2 separate regions of the Homo sapiens genome follow, and region 1 is linked to region 2. Evidence: chromatin contacts called from ENCODE Hi-C or POLR2A ChIA-PET data. All regions are on one chromosome and are shown on one strand. The core of a region is the stretch at or near the end of the contact, and the rest is flanking DNA. Distances in the headings are between cores, read along the strand shown.

Region 1 (2,960 bases), core at 456-2,955, 88 kb before region 2:
ACATCCATGCTTTTACAGTGCAGCATTTTCCCTGTTCTATAGAGGAGATGTTCTCAGTGTGTGCAGCTCTAGAAGGCATCTGGAATCTCCCACTTCAAGGGAAAGGAATTGTTTTGGAAACACAATAAAACAGTATTTTGTTTTTATGGGGTTTTTTTCCTGCAAAATGATGATAATGAAAGCTCTTAGTGAACGCTGTGAATGCCAGGACCTATGGCATGCATCCCCCTTCATCCTCACTGCAGCCCCCCAAGGGTGGGACAATTATTATTCTCCTGTGACAGATGAGAAAACTGAGGCTCACAGCCTTCTTGCCAAAAGTCACAACTAGCAGCTGTCGAAACTGGGGTTTGGTCCCCAATAGTCAGACCTCAGACCCCACATTCTTAAATCCTGTGTGTTTCTGCTTTTGAGCAAAGTGAGGCTCATTGAACTTGTACCTAAAATCTGATGTTTTATTTTGTCCAGGCTTTAACTTGCTTACAGAATCAAATTCAGTTTTATAAGGAGTTTCTCCTAAAAGTGATTCCTTAAGACAAAAATGGTCCTTCTGCTCAATAACTTGACTTTCACCTTTGGTAGTAAGATGCTATAATTGATATTTAATGTGCATTTTATAAGCATTGTTAAACACCCTCTGTATTTTGTGTTACTGCTTATACTGAGTGTGTGTGTGTGTTTTACAGTATATATGTTTTACCGTATATGTTTTACAGTGTGTATATGTTTTACAGTATATATAGATACTTATCTATATATATTCTCTGTGTGTGTGTGCGTGAAGAAACTGAAGAACATTCTTAAATTTTCATTTTGAGGCCGACTGAGAGCCAGTTATAGAGAACATAAACAGTGACAGAAATGAAAAACAATAAAAGAAAACTTCTCATTTCTTTTTTTTTCTTTTTGACCTGTATGGAAATACTCCTTTCACCATTTGATTCTCAAAAGGAAATAGTGGTGGTGTTACTTTCTGTTTCTCCTCAGAAAACTCTAAAGCATGGGGTACAGCCTGCCAGCAGGGGAGGGGAGCTTGTGTTATTATTAATGCCTTCTTTCTCTCCTTTATTTCAATTTCAGGTGTCAGAAACTATTTAAAAGAAGCACTGGTGAATATAATTGCCGTGCATGCAGAGGTAAAGTATCATTAGATGTTCCTAAGAGATATGGATAACCAAAAAAAAGAAAAAAGAAAGATGTAAATTTGATTATTTCTATGGTGGTCTTTTTTTTCCCTCAGAATGTGTCTTGGGTATAAATAAGATACAGTTCAGCTCTTGCTCGCACTGTCTGTCTCTCTCTGTCTCTGTGTGTGTGTGTGTGTGTGTGTGTGTGTGTGTGTGTGTGTGTTTAACTGTGAGTCTTTCTCTGAAATTGTATGTTTTCTTTGATAATTCCAGCTAAATTCATAAATATTTGAAAGGTGAAGATAGATTGCAAGGATGTTTATCCTTCAAAGAATAGTAAATCCCTTATCTTGGAAAATGAATTAACCTCTTTTTAGCCTGTGTACAAATAAGCACTGGTATCTGATTCCTGTAGCAGTGGCTGGGATTCCAGAAAGGCAGACACTGCTTAGAAAGAGACTCGGGGCAGGCCGACACTGGAACAGATGCGTGGTTTCCTGTCCGTGGTTGACTTAGGGTCATGCAGACAGTATTGGTGCTTCTGGGCCATGCGAAAACTTGCTCTCACTTGACACGCTTTCATCTTAAGCTTTGTGTTAACATCCTCAGTGAACATCCTGGTTAGGAGGACTCTTCTGAGGAACATTGAAAGAAGAGACCAGAGCTACCACCATGATCTATGGCTGCCTGTTTTCATTCAGTCATTTCAGGATTTGTTACTCACTGCTTTGCCAACACTTTGAGAGTGGCTGTGGCTCACAGACTAATGGGGGACCAGATAAAGTGGGGCAGATCAAAGAGGCTACCATTCAGTCGTTTCCACCGTTGCCCAGGTGCCTCTTGGGCGACAAGCATCCAAGAAGGGTGTTTTTAGGTTTATGCCGCCTGCTGCATCCAAAAGTATCTGAGGCCATCAAGGTAAACTGAAAAAACATGGTTAATTAAGAGTGAAACCCGAATATGACCAGGGAAGACAAAGATAACACTACCTGGTTCCTAAATTTGGCTAGAAGTTTGAAGCGCCAAGAGCAGAAAGAAAACTATAGAACGTTACAGTTTCCAGTTCTTATGAAAGGGAAACATACAAATTCATCTCTAACAATAGAGTTTTTATATGATTTAACTCAGGCAGGAAGTCACCACATAGATCTTTTTATAAGGAGCAATATTTTTAATTGTGATCTTATAAAAAATATAAAAATTCTGTTTTTGTTATGGTAGCATCCTATAGAATTTGAGCCCAAAGTGCAAATTTAGGTGCAGTTGTTGCAAGCATTTCTTCGGTAGGTGGGCAGAACTGTGAGATCTGTGGAAATTGTAGTGATGGTGCTGATTCCTAGTGAGGCAGCTTTTATTAATGTCTATTATCAATTGCCATGGGCTTATAATGACTGAAAGGAGAATTTCATTCATAGTATTTACTATTTGCTACATAATCTTAAATTGCCAAAAATTTCCTTGGACACTCAAGTTATGTTTGGGTTAATTCAAATATTTAATGCTAGTGGCTCAATCTGAAAAAAGGAAAAGCTTAAAAAGAAAATATGATTTACTGTCATTTATGAGTCAGCAGAGTCAGATGTTTCAGTAAATCTCCAAAGACAGTAACTCTCAGTTTGAAAGTCTCAAACTTTAAGGTTTGAAAATAATGTAAGTCAAATAAAATGAAATACATATTGAGTACAGTATGTGTAAAATTGTGGAGGGGGGGCTTGTTCTCCAATACAGAATGGGGTACCCCATATGAAATGGTGTTTGTCAGAGTTTAAGGAGAGTCTGACACAATATTTTTTTAAATTGTGGTAAAATATTGACCCAGTATGTTCTTATTTC
Region 2 (3,222 bases), core at 691-3,190:
TCCTCCTTTGCCAAATCTCTTATCTTAAAACTTCTAACCCAAATCTCTCCAAAACTACCAACTTAGCTTTTAACATGTGAAACTTTCTGAAAGTAAAGCTTCAAGGGGGGACTGAAGGAAACCAAAATATTTCTCCCCAAAATATTGAGAATTGTTAAGTTAGGAACACAGAACTCACAGGGAAGCACTCTGCTGAAGCCTGTCTCCTGAGATCAGGACATAAATCCTTCCTTCCTGGGAACAGCGAAGGCAGCAGTGGAATCTGGGAACAGATTTTACTACCTTCTCTCATTTTTGTCCCCTTTTAAAACACTGGAGCTGCTGTCTCCTTTGTCTTATCACTATGCTAAGATTTATTGATCTTTGTTTTCAGGAAAGTTTCTCAACTGAACTTGTGAGGGTTTAGAAAAGAAATTTTACCATTTAGCAAAATCAAAATTATGCTAATCTACTATTCTAGGGGGGGTTCTAGATCCAAACTACAAACTTTTCTGACAGCTCTATGTAACCTTCAGCTGCAAGGATTTTAGCACCAGCAGCTGCAGCCTGGTTCTTTGAGTTTTTCTGCTGGACTGGAAGTTAGTAGGTGCATAGGAGCTGAGCCATGTAATCAGTAGAAGCGATGAAGCTGAGAAAGGAGACTCCCTTGCCTGGCTGCTCAGAGAGAGGAAGAGTTTGGAGCTGAGGTCAACAGCAGACGTACGGATCCCCAGGGGTTCCATCTAAATCCTGTTCTCTTTATCCAGTTTTCCATTTGATTTTCACATTTGGAGTGTTAGTTAACCTATATCCCTTCTTTTTAGCAATGACCAAAATCAGAGGAGCTTCGAATATAAACAAAAGAAAACATTAAAAACAACTTCCTTGAAAGCCCTAAACCTTTTAAAGTACAGATAAAGGAAGAGGAGGCAGATGCTAACGGGAGAGCAGGATGATTACTCTTCACAGACACTCCTCTGTGTGGGAGGAGCAGCCCGGCACTTGGCCAGCGTTTGTCTCTTTAACAAGGTGAACACTTGGAGATCTGATTTCAGAGACACGTACAGCAGCCTCTCTGAAGGAACGTAACCGCAGGAGAAAGTGCTTTAAAAGCTATCAGGATGCATGTTTAATAACACACACACACATTCCATAACAAATTTTTAAAAGTTTTTATTTACCTAAAAACATAAATTTATCAAACATATCAATTTGCTTTGCAGAGCAATTTACATAAAAATTCATGATGTATACCAACGACAGCATAGCATTATCTACCTCAGTTTGTGAAGCATCCTTTCCTACAGATCTCAGCAAAACGCAGAGCCAGTAGGGGAAATTCAAGCTTTCATTTGGGGGCCTCTGGGGTCCTACCTGCTGGCAGTTCTTTCAGCAGAAAGTGGGGTACGGGGGATGCTGAAGAGGGGGAAGTGGACCCCATTGCCTGTTAAGTCCCATCTGTCTCAGTTTGAAGCAACACGGGAATTTCCATTGGAGGAGGGTTGGCCTGCCGGCCTGGCCCTTCTCTCACGTCCCCTCTACTTCAGCTACATTTCTTATGCATGTTCCTCAAAGCTGTGAAAATCAATACAAAAAAAAACTGACCTTTACTTCATTCCTGTAACAGGCTATCAGGATCTCAAGGAGATCCACCTGCATCGAGATCAGTCTCAAAAACGGGGCATGTAAAACATAACTTACAAAATGGTGTGTAAGGTCTGAGAGCCTTCACGCACCATTCAGACAGATGCAGCTGGCCACAGAGGACTTGGGGAGATACGTAATACAAATAAAGACCTTAACCAATCCCAACACTTTCAGAAAAACTTTCACCTGTGGGGAAGTGGGGGCATGTGACTGGAGAGCAATGAACGGAAGTTTACACTGGATCTGAATTGTTACTAAAAAAGTAACTGACACGCACACACAAGTGGCCTTCCTGGCGGAGCATCAACAAAGCCAAGAGGTGCGAGTACCCAAGACTCCCAGAGTTGTTCCACCCCTGGGGCTAGCTGTATTTATGCCCTCGCTCAAAGACCAGCTTTTTCAAACACTAATACCTACCTGCCCTTGGTGGTAACAATACTGTAAGGGCTGCTCATTTCACTGTAGGATTTTACATTTTTCTCACCATGGCACAGTCTCTTTTTAGTTCATACCCAATAGTCTAGCTGGGTTTTCTGTAGGGCGACTAACTCTCCTGTTTTCGCTCAGGACTCAGGGGCTTCCTAGGTTTCAGTTGTAAATGAGTCGGTCACTTGGTTCTCTATAGTGTTCCAGGAGATATTAATTACTGCTTGAGGTTTTCCTAAATATACAAAATCTCAAGAACAAGACATAAACCAAGAAATGCACCTGGGAGACACATACATTTTTTCCATATGACCCAGTGCTCTTTAACAAGTCCTCAAATCTTCAACAGCACTGTCCACTGAGTACAAACTAAATTCTAGTTTGCCAATTCCACTTTATCAAGACAAGGAATGAGGAAGCCGTTCCTTTTCAGAGTCCTGAGACAAGTGCTAGGATTCCTAACCCTGAGTATTTCATAGCTAGTTCATTCCCTAGGTCATACCCTGGATCACTCAGAATTTTAAAAAGTCAACATACACATAGATGTAAAGATAGGAAAGGAGGTAGTGGCCCCAGCCAAGAAGCATTTTCCAGAAAATTCAGCTCCACTGTTAAAGCAGCATAATATTTAAAAAAACAAAGAAGAAGAAGTCACAAAGCAATTGAAATGGAGCATCCGCTTGGAGAATTAAGAAGACAGGGTGCTCCTGAGACAGACTTCCAAGACAGCTTCTTTGAAGTGCTGTGTGGGGTTAAATATTCTTCAGCAAAGAGGGTCACAGGTAAGGGCCCCGTGAAACAGCAGTTCTTAATATCATCTTTATCTTCCCTTAGGATAATATACCCCAAAATACTTTGCATCTATAAGATGTATACATCACTGCAGTTCACGAAACACAGTCTGCTGCCCAATACATATCCATGTTGCATGGCTAATGAAATGTCAAACCCTACTGGGTACATGGCAGTGGAGCTCCACAGCAAGGCCTCTGAGCAGAACGAGGTAAATCTTCACTGTTAGCTACAAAGAGCACTGCATGAAAGTGTGTGCAAGATGACTCCATGAGGTTTTCTTTTTAAGTTTATGTATATTTACAGAAAAGTGAAATGTGTTGGAAGAATAAACACCCCTTCTTGTGGACACTTTTAGAGAGGAGAATTTGGGCTGGG

Evidence for each region. Hi-C counts contacts between places; a loop is a spot of excess contacts on that map. ChIA-PET counts read pairs that join two places held with the same protein, here RNA polymerase II (POLR2A). Pooled maps may share reads with other maps.
Region 1: a map of GM12878 shows a loop between it and region 2 (2.8-fold over the local background). The contact joins two enhancer-like sites. A Hi-C loop is called at or near these places in 4 of 168 maps with a recorded cell type or tissue (CD4-positive, alpha-beta memory T cell, GM12878, GM20431 and 1 more), 21 of 37 single-sample maps with no recorded cell type and 13 of 50 pooled maps. POLR2A ChIA-PET finds 5 or more read pairs at or near these places in 16 of 52 experiments (CD4-positive, alpha-beta T cell, GM12878, H1 and 9 more).

Annotation. Positions count from the first base shown.
Region 1 is chr6:497,821-500,780 of GRCh38, reverse strand. It overlaps EXOC2 (exocyst complex component 2), which reads left to right. Exons shown (of 28, transcript NM_018303.6): 24 at 1,081-1,136. Among named protein-coding and RNA genes, the nearest start is that of IRF4, 110 kb to the right of the region's middle. Within about 2 kb of position 1,705, at least 4 of the 41 ENCODE cell types and tissues checked have a DNase peak (open chromatin) inside an H3K27ac peak, as active enhancers do.
Region 2 is chr6:409,354-412,575 of GRCh38, reverse strand. It overlaps IRF4 (interferon regulatory factor 4), which reads right to left. Exons shown (of 9, transcript NM_002460.4): 9 at 1,133-3,222. Among named protein-coding and RNA genes, the nearest start is that of IRF4, 19 kb to the right of the region's middle. RefSeq lists enhancers at 1-8, 189-368, 739-888, 1,789-1,938, 2,359-2,448. Within about 2 kb of position 1,940, at least 3 of the 41 ENCODE cell types and tissues checked have a DNase peak (open chromatin) inside an H3K27ac peak, as active enhancers do.